Linked DNA regions of Homo sapiens: region 2 is linked to region 1. A link is a contact called in ENCODE Hi-C data. All regions are on one chromosome and are shown on one strand. Each heading gives the region's core, a stretch centred on a gene start or an enhancer-like site at or near the end of the contact. The rest is flanking DNA. Distances are from core to core; before and after follow the strand shown.

What was found. A loop is a pair of places that touch in the nucleus more often than their neighbours do. Pooled maps may share reads with other maps.
Region 2: a loop to region 1 is called in a map of ascending aorta, with 4 times the contacts of the local background. The contact joins the promoter of PPIL2 here to the promoter of LRRC74B in region 1. A Hi-C loop is called at or near these places in 1 of 168 maps with a recorded cell type or tissue (ascending aorta) and 1 of 50 pooled maps.

The regions. Positions count from the first base shown.
Region 1 is chr22:21,042,538-21,047,448 of GRCh38, forward strand. It overlaps LRRC74B (leucine rich repeat containing 74B), which reads left to right and starts at 3,409. Exons shown (of 10, transcript NM_001291006.2): 1 at 3,409-3,588; 2 at 4,819-4,911. The coding sequence starts at 3,450. It also overlaps the pseudogene P2RX6P.
Region 2 is chr22:21,663,325-21,667,816 of GRCh38, forward strand. PPIL2 (peptidylprolyl isomerase like 2) reads left to right here and starts at 2,688. Exons shown (of 20, transcript NM_014337.4): 1 at 2,688-2,807. The coding sequence starts at 2,776. RefSeq lists enhancers at 2,620-3,530, 2,765-3,004, 3,075-3,124.

The DNA.
Region 1 (4,911 bases), core at 2,159-4,658:
GTAAGGCAGATTGAAGCAGAGATGGGAGGCTGGCAGCAGTTCTGGCCATTTCTGAGACCATGAAGCCTCATGCCCATGTCCATCTCTTGAGACAAGTTTCTTTCTCATTTGTTCAACCAAAATATCTTTTATTTTCTTTCTTCTTTATTTTTTTTTTTGAGACAGAGTCTCACTGTCACCCAGACTGGAGTGCAGTGGCATGAACTCGGTTCACTGCAACCTCTGCCTCCTGGGTTCAAAGGATTCTCCTGCCTCAGCCTCCTGAGTAGCTGGGATTACAGGCGCACAGAGTTTCACTTTACTCGTCCAGGCTGGAGTGCAGTGGTGTCATCAACCCTTACTGCATCCTGTAACTCCTGGGCTCAAGAGATCTTCCTGCCTCAGCCTCCCAAGTAGCTGGGACTATAGGCTGTAACTACCATGCCTGGCGTCAACCAGAATATTACGACAGCCTGCTGCTTCTAGTACTGAAGATCCAGGGGAGAGCTGGGCCCTGCACCTGCCAGGATGGAGAGGAGGTGAGTCTCCCATCCCACACACAGCAGCACTGGCATGGCAGGGCACAGGTGAGAAGACAGAAAGCTCTGCCTGTGGTCAAAGGGTGGCCAAGGATGTTGGAAGGGGAGGCTGACCCTCCAGTGCTGCCCATGAGAACACTGAATTTGGGGAATGCATGCCCAGGAACGGAAGGTGAGGGCTGTGCAGAGGGTGCTGAGAGTGGCAGCCATTGGGATTAGGAGGGATGGGTGGCCACTATCATTGGCGGGGGGCCTCCTGAGGGTAGAAACAGGGGCTGCAGGCTCTCATGATGCCTGGTGTGAAAGTTCAGCTTGGCTGCTGTGTGGTGTGCACCAAGCAGTAGGGAGGAGGCGAGAGGGGCATCTAAGGGCCTTCTAGGAGGCCATAGTCTCATGCAGGCATGGCATGGGCAGTAGTGAAAAATGTTGGAAGGGACAGGAAGGGGTTGAGGCTGAGTCATGGGTCTGGCTGAGGCACTAGTGGATGTCACAGCCATCATGACTAGTGGATGTCACAGAGGCCATGCCAGGAGAGGGAAATAATTGATCTTTGGACATATGAGTGTGCACCTGGAAGACAGCTGTGCTCTGGGCAGGTGTTCACTGGGGCTACATACACCCTGGGAATCAGAGGAGCAGAGGTGGGTGGAAGTTAAGGCTGTGGATAAGCTGGGTGGAGGGAAGAGGAAAATGCAGCTGAGAAGGGTGGAGGAGGAGCACCTGACCGAGGTGCCCCAGGTCAGGGAGCAGGGCTACAGGAAGTTCCACGCCCTGGCCCCACCACACCCCTCCCACACCACTCTCAAGCTCAAGCCATTAGTCTCAAACACTCCCTTCTTTTCTGTTGGCAGCCTTCGGAAATGCAGTTTCTCTGGCCTGGTTTCTCAACCCATCCCTTTTTCTACCAGAAACCTCCTACACATCCCTGAAAGTCCTGTTCAGGTGCCACTCCTCTGTGAAGCCCTTCCTGAGAACCTGCAGCCACCTTTGGCATCACATGCTTCTCTCTCGCACACACTGGCTGCATGGCGGGTGTTCAAGCTGTCAGTGGGGAAAGGACTTGCGCCCCCGTCAGCAACATCAGGGCCCCCACCTGAGGTGGCTTCACGAAGTCGGCCACATCCCACAGCCGGTTTCCAAGCTCCTTGATCTGAGTCACGGAAACCCCTTTGAGTTTGGTTGTGATGGAAATCTGGGGTTCCAGGTCCCGCTCCTGGTAGCCTTTTTTGGCGAGGAGCGCCCACCTGGGAAGGAGAAGATGGGCAGTGTGGTGTCCCCCCAGCGTGTAGTGACGGGGCAGAGCTGGGCCCTACATGCTCAGTTCTCTCCCCACACCCTACAGGCTCCCAGTCCAGCATCCTCTCTGGCCCCACTTCCCACTGTAGACTCCCTGAACGAGACAGAAGCTCCAGCCATGCATCAGAGAGCCAGTGCCCTCAGACAATCACCTTCACTAGCCAGCACCCACCCCCAGCCTCAGTAGACCCAGCTCCGAGCTTATAGACTCCCCTGACCGGAGATATAGCTGGTGGTCTCTCTGGGGGCCTAGTGCTCCAGCTCTCACAGATGTTAAGGACAATGTCTTGTGCCCCCTGGGTGGGGCCGTGGGGAGGGACTGGGAAGCAGGCAGGTGGACACACAGGACAAACACACAGCTTGTTCTTGCTCTCCTGTCTTGTATTGCCTACCTCCCACCCCGTCCCATTATGGCCCCTTCCCCTCCAGCCCCTAAACAGCCCAACCCTCAACTTCAACCCAGCAGGACCAAGCCCCACCCCCGACCTCTTCCCTTGCCCCTCCAGCCTGGCCAAAAGCTCTTCTCTCTTACCCTACCACATAGACGACGATCCCAAACTGCAGCAGCCTCTGCAGGGCGCCCCCCCACCAGTTCCTGGTCATCACATACTTCTCCGTTTTATAATCCAGAAGCCCCTAGTCTGCTGTGGCCCCTGGGGAGCCCATGCTGCCAGCTCCTGCTAGCTGCGGGCACATGAGTCAGCATGGCAGCTGCAGCCGCAGCTGAACAGGAGGCAAAGCAGGGCCCGAGCCAGGCCACGCCAGCCGCTGTTAAAGGGACACTTCCACTAAAGCAGGATCCAGCCTCCAACACCCAGCCTTCAGCCCCTAACCCCAGCTGCCCTGCACCTCCCACCCTCCCTACATTCTCTTTGCTGGGCCCTGGTGGCACACAGAAAACAGCAGCTCTGTCCCTGCCCTCTGGCCTCACTTCCTCCGGTGGGAGTGGACGTGGTGAGAGGATGGGGAAGGACAGCTGTTATCAGTGCTGTGAGAAGACGGCCTGAGGGCAGCAACAGCCCCGGGGGGGCTCTGAGTAAAGCTTCAGGAATAAGTGACTTCTGAGCTGACGCTTGCAGATTCTGAAGTTCAACAAGCAGACAAAGATGGGGATGGAGGTTCCCAGGGGAGCGAACAGCGTATGCAAAGGCCAGCGCATGCAAGAGAACTGAGAGCCACAGAGTGAGAGGGTGACCTGGCTCTGCGAAGTTCCCCAGGCCCTCCTGAAAAGCCATTCCCAAGTGCAGTGAAGAAAACACAAGCTCTGGAGTCAGGCATGTTTCCCATTCCATGAAAGGGGGGCGATGCTGGAACCGCCTAGGGGAGGCAGGGGGATAAACGCAGCAAGGCGCCCAATCCGGTGCATGGTCTGTGGCGCATGCAGTGTATCAGCCCGGGCGAGGAGCCTCAGCACAAGCCGGCCACAGTTTCTACGGCAACCGACAACACCGGGTTGCCGGGGCGACCGCCGCGGGAGAGCGCGTCGCTATTGGCTGTGGGGGGTGCCTGTTGCTGGACGGCACATTCGGTTGGTCAGCGCAGCCGCAGACTCCGCCCACAATCCCGGGCCGCGCTCTGGGCGCGGGGTCAAGCTGTCTCCGACTCAGTGTCTGAGACTGCGAGAGGGTCGTAACCATGAGGGGTTCCTGTGAGAGGTCTGGGGAGGATGAAGAGCAGAAAGAAGAGGCTATGGTGGCCTGTGGGCGTCTTTCAGGGGTCCCCGAGGCCGAGCAGGGTCCCGAGGCCAATTGGGACTCCGACCTGGAGACGGAAGGTGCTCGGGGGAGGGGGCAGGCCCGACTCCTCCCCTTTGGGGGTCTTCTCCCGCAGGGGTTGGGGGAGGCGGGCTGGGGCTAAGGCCAGCAGGGAACGTACCCGCCTGCGGGGCGCCTCCAGCCCCCTGCCTTCCCTTCATTGCTCCTGGAAGCATCAGGATAAAATGCAAAATCCCGCCAGACAGTGCACCAAGGGCTGTCCCACCCTGAAATGAAATCAGAGCCGGGTTTTCCCAATCCACAGGAAAAACTAAGCTAATGGATGTATGGAATTTAGAACTATCTCGGTTTTTTCTCCCGTAAAATGTTTACAAAACATTTGTGGCCTGCAATCCAGGTTAAAAGACACAGCATGCAATTTGGCATCAGACAGGCAGAGGCCTGACTCTGGCAGGATTAGCTACCACCACTAGCTGTGGGATGCTCAGCGCAGGCCAGCCATGACTTCTACTACAAACAACATTGGGTTGCTTGGGCTCATATTTATTAATAAATAAATATATAAATAAATTATTTATTTATTAGAGCCAGGGTCTTGCTCTGTCACCCGGGCGTCAGTGCAGTGGCAGGATAATAGCTCACTGCAGCCTTGAACTCTGCACTCTAGTGAGCCTTCTGCCTCAGCCTCCTGAGTAGCTGGGACTACAGGAGACCACCACGTCTGGCTAATATAAAAATTTTTTGGCTGGGTGGGGTGGCTCACGCCTGTAATCACAGCACTTTGGGAGGCCCAGGCAGGCAGATCACCTGAGGTCAGGAGTTCGAGACCAGCCTGGCCAACATGGTGAAACCCCGTCTCTACTGAAAATACAAAAAACTAGCCCAGTGTGGTGGTGGGCGCCTGTAATCCCAGCTACTCGGGAGGCTGAGGCAGGAGAATTGCTTGAACCTGGGAGGCAGAGGTTTCAGTGAGCCGAGATCGTGCCACTGCATTCCAGCCTGGGTGACAGAGCAAGAGTCTGTCTCGAAAAAAAAAAAAAGAAAATTTGTCTAGCTATGTTGCCCAGGTTGTCCAGCTTTCTTTTGATAGCCGTATGACTTTAAGGAAAAGATTTGCGTTGCCTGAGGCTTGATGTCCTCATCTGTCATATGGGAGCAGTGGTCCCAAGAAGCACAGGAAGCAGTGCTTCTAGAGGCAAAACATAGGCCAGGTAGTGACACAGGGCAGGGGAGGACACAGGTGGCTGTAGCTGTGCAGGGTCCACATTCGTCCCCCTGTCTCCTGCCAGGCACCGATGGGCTTGGAGAACTGGTCAGGGACACACTGTACCTGAGGTCTTGCCGGGCCCATAGTGTTGTGCCCATCTCCTGCTTTCTGCGCC
Region 2 (4,492 bases), core at 1,438-3,937, 620 kb after region 1:
GGTCAATTTTTAGGTTATTGGTGCATTTTGCTTTCTGACTGAGTCATCATGGTGCATCACCACAAATGGGTTATTTTTAATTGGTTTGTATTTATTTGTTTGCTTGCTTATTTAGAGACAGAGTTGTGCTCTGTTGCCCAGGCTGTAGTGCAGTGGCGCGATCTCAGCTTACTGCAACCTCTGCCTCCCAGGTTCAAGCGATCACCATGCCTCAGGCCTCCTGAGGAGCTGGGATCACAGGCACATGCCACCACGCCCAGCTAATTTTTGTATTTTTAGTAGAGACAGGGCTTCACCATGTTAGCCAGGCTGGTCTCGAACTCCTGACCTCAGGTGATCCAACCGCCTTAGCCTCCCAAAGTGCTGGAATTACAGGCGTGAGCCACCGCACCGACTGTCCCCTCCCCACACCCCGGCCCTTTTTTAAAGAGACAGGATCTCACTCTGTTGCCCAGGCTAGAGTGCAGTGGCTTGATCATAGTTTACTGCAGCCTCAAACTCCTGGGCCTCAAGTGATCCTTCCACTACAGCCTCCCAAGTAGCTGGAATCACAGGTGCTGCCACCATGCTGGGCCTAAGATTCCAGCCCTTAAGGAGCTACATCCCATCCACTGTATGTGTGTCATGGAGGCAGTGGTTGTGTCAGGGAGGGTGCTCAGTAAACCGGGACACAGACTGAATTACACAGGATTACAAATTGTGAGGAATTGTGACAGACTTTATGGGAGATGCATGGAAGTGGGTGGTTAGGGAAGGTCTCTCTGGGGAGGTGACACTTATGTTAAAACCTAGAGAATAAGAAGCCAGCCATGAAATAAGGCAAAGATAGCTGGCTTTCGGTGACTGGGTGGATGGTGGTACTGCTCAGCAGAGTGGGGACTGGGAGAAGAGGGAGGATTGAAAATTCTGCTTTATGGCCGGGTGCGGTGACTCATGCATGTAATCCCAGGACTTTGGGAGGGCTGAGGCGGGAGGATCACCTGAGGTCGGGAGTTCGAGACCAGCCTGACCAACATGGAGAAACCCCTTCTCTACTAAAAATACAAAATTAGCCAGGCGTGGTGGCGCATGCCTGTAATAATCCCAGCTACCTGGGAGACTGAGGCAGGAGAATCGCTTGAACCTGGGAGGCGGAGGTTGCAGTGAGCCAAGATCACACCATTGCACTCCAGCCTGGGCAACAAGAGCAAAACTCCATGTCAAAAAAAAAAAGAAAAAAAAAAAGAAAATTCTACTTTGACCAGACATGTTAATTTAATTTTTTTAGGCAGAGTCACTCTGTCACCCAGGCTGGGATGCAGTGGCCTAATCTTGGCTCACGGCAACCTCTGCCTCCCCAGTTCAAGCTACTGTCTCGGCCTCCCAAGTAGCTGGAATTACAGGTGTGTGCCACCACACCAGGCTAATTTTTTGTATTTTTAGTAGAGATGGGGTTTTGCCATGTTGGCCAGGTTAGTCTTGAACTCCTGACCTCAAGTGATCCGCCTGCCTCAGCCTCTCAAAGTGCTGGGATTGGCCGGGCGTGGTGGCTCACGCCTGTAATCCCGGAACTTTGGAAGGCCAAGGCAGGCGAATCAGGAGGTCAGGAGATCGAGACCATCCTGGCTAACATGGTGAAACCCCGTCTCTACTAAACACACACACACACACACACACACACACACACACAAAGTGCTGGGATTACAGGCGTGAGCCACCACGCCCATCCAGACATGTTACATTTCAGATCAGTGGTTACCCAAGTGGAGATCAGGAACCTGGAGTGCTGGTGACTTAGTACTGGGAGTCATGGGATACAAATGGCATTTAAAATTAGGAGCCTAGGCAAGATTACCCTGGGCCTGAGTGTAGCTAGGGGCCCAAGGTACTGATCTGACCCAAGGGAAGGGTCTGGCAGAAGAGACGGAAGGGATCAGGTAGGGCTTTGGACCTCTAGGCTTGATGGCCACCTGCTGCTGGGCCTCCGAGGGGCCTGGAGGCGGTGGGGACCGAATATGCAGAGAGAATGAGAAGTGAGCGAGTAGAACGAGAGTGGTACATGGCTTTGAAGGCATCTGCCACGGAGGCGGGAAGGGATGGGGTGGAGGCTCATGAGACTTGAAGCTCTAGGAGGACGTTGAAAAAGACCTGAGCGCTGGCCGGGCGCGAAGCCTCAGGCCTGTAATCCCAGCACTTTGGGAGGCCAAGGCGGGAGGACTGCTTGAGCTCAAGAGCTCCAGACCAGCCTGGGCAACATTGTAAGAGCCTGTCTCTACAAAAAATTAACAAATTAGCCGGGTGTGGTGGTGCGTGCCCGTAGCTACTCGGGAGGCTGAGGTGGGAGAATCGCTTGAGCCTGGGAGGTCGAGGCAGTAGTGAGCTGTGATTGTGCCACTGCACTCCAACCTGGGCGACAGAGCGAGACCCTGTCTCGAAAATAAATAAATAAGACCTGAGAACCCAGTATGGGAATGGCCCTGAGCCGTGGCTAGGGGGGTAGACAAGGCGGTCCAGACAGACCCCTCAAGAAGATGGGGCTTCGAGGCTGAGGGAGCTCGGCCCCGAAAAGACGCCTGCGGGAGATGGCACACCTAGCTAGGACCCCATACTGGGCAGGCGATCCTTCCGAGCATGAGCACCTGGCGCTAGCGAACCACAATTCCCAGCACGCCAGGCGCCCGTTTCCGGGGCGCGCCGCGGAACCCGGAAGTGGTCACGGAACTCGGCTGCGGCTCCATGGTCTGAGTTGTCAGCCGTTGTTTTTTCGTGCTCGCTAGTCGCCGCCGCCGCTCCGCCATGGGGAAGCGACAGCACCAAAAGGACAAAATGTAAGTTGAGCCGCAGTCGGGAGCGGCGCTCCACTCTGCCTCAGTGAACCGCCTGTCCCGCACTGCGCGCCGCTCGCCTTCCCTCTCAGCTACTCCCCAGAGCACAGCCCAAAGGTCACTTCCTCCCGGAAGCTGCCGCCCTGTCTCCAGTCAGGGTAATGACCCTCGGGCCGCCGCGCTCTCCCGGGGCCGCGGCTCCGATGACGTCAGCTGCGGGCTCGAGCGCAGCCCGGTTTTCCTTACTCTGGTTCTGCCCGGACCGTCCCCCGTCTGTTCGCGAGTTTCGCCCTTGAATGAGTAGTCTCTACCTCTTCCGTACTTCACGTCTCGCTGTGTTCTGGTTCATGCCTATCAGCCTGCAAACGTGCTGCAGAGCCTTCTAATTTAAAGCAAACCAGGTCGGGCGCAGTGGCTCACCTGTAATCACAGCACTTTGGGAGGCCGAGGCGGGCGGATCACCTGAGGTCAGGAGTTCAAGACCAGCCTGGCTAATACGGTGAAACCCCGTCTCTACTAAAAATACAAAAATTAGCGGGGCGTGGTGACGGGCGCCTGTAATCCTAGCTATTTGGGAGGCTGAGGCAGGGGAATCGCTTGAACCCGGGAGGCGGAGGTTGCGGTGAGCCGAGATCGTGTCACTGCACTCCAGCCTGGGCGACAGAGCGAGACGCTGTCTCAAAAATAATAAATAAAATTTAAAAATCCACCCGTGCCCCGTGCCCCACGTCCCACGTTCCCCTCCCGCTGCCGCCGTGTTGTTTCTCTTAAGAACAAGTGAGAGACTAGTGGCTTCATGCTGTTTTCTGAGTCTCTTGAAACCACTCAAGTCAGAATTTCGACCCCAGAACTGTTGGGCTTCTCAACAGTATGTCACACCGTTGACCACTCCCTCTTTCTGAAGCCCTCCTTTGGTATCTGGGATTTCACCTGCTCTTTGTTTTCTCTCGACTTCAGCGGCCTCTCTTTTCAGGTTCCCAGCGACTTCTTGTTGCTAAATATAGTATTCAATCCTCAGTCCTCATTTTTTTTTTTTTTTTTTTTTGAGACGCAGTTTCGCTCTTGTTGCCCAAGCTAGAGTGCAATGGTGAGATCTTGGCTCACCGCAACCTCCGCTTCCCGGCTTCAAGAGATTTTCCTGCCTCAGCCTCCCGAGTAGCTGGGATTACAGGCATACGCCACCATGCCCAGCTAATTTTGTATTTTTAGTAGAGAAGGGGTTTCTCCATGTTGGTCAGGCTGGTCTCGAACTCCTGACCTCAGGTGATCCACCTGCCTCGGCCTCCCAAAGTCCTGGGATTACAGGCGTGAGCCACCGCGTCTGGGCAGCCTCAGTCCTCATTTTGTTGGGCTTCTCAACAGTATGTCCCACTGTTGACCACTCCCTCCTTCTGAAGCCCTTCTTTGGTATCTGGGATTTCACATGCTCTTTGTTTTCCATCGACTTCAGCGGTCTTTCTTTTCCCAGTCTCCTTTCTGGACCCTCCTCCCTTCTCTCAGATCTCATACGTTTCTTTTCCATAAACATTCTCTGTGGGTGATATAATTTCCCAGTCATCTATAAGCTGCTTTCCCCAGTCTTGTGTAGTTAGTGGCTTACTTAATATCTCCACTGGAGGACTGAAAGACATCTCAAATTTTTTTTTTTTTTTTTTTTTTTTTTTTGAGATGGAGTCTTGCTCTGTCGC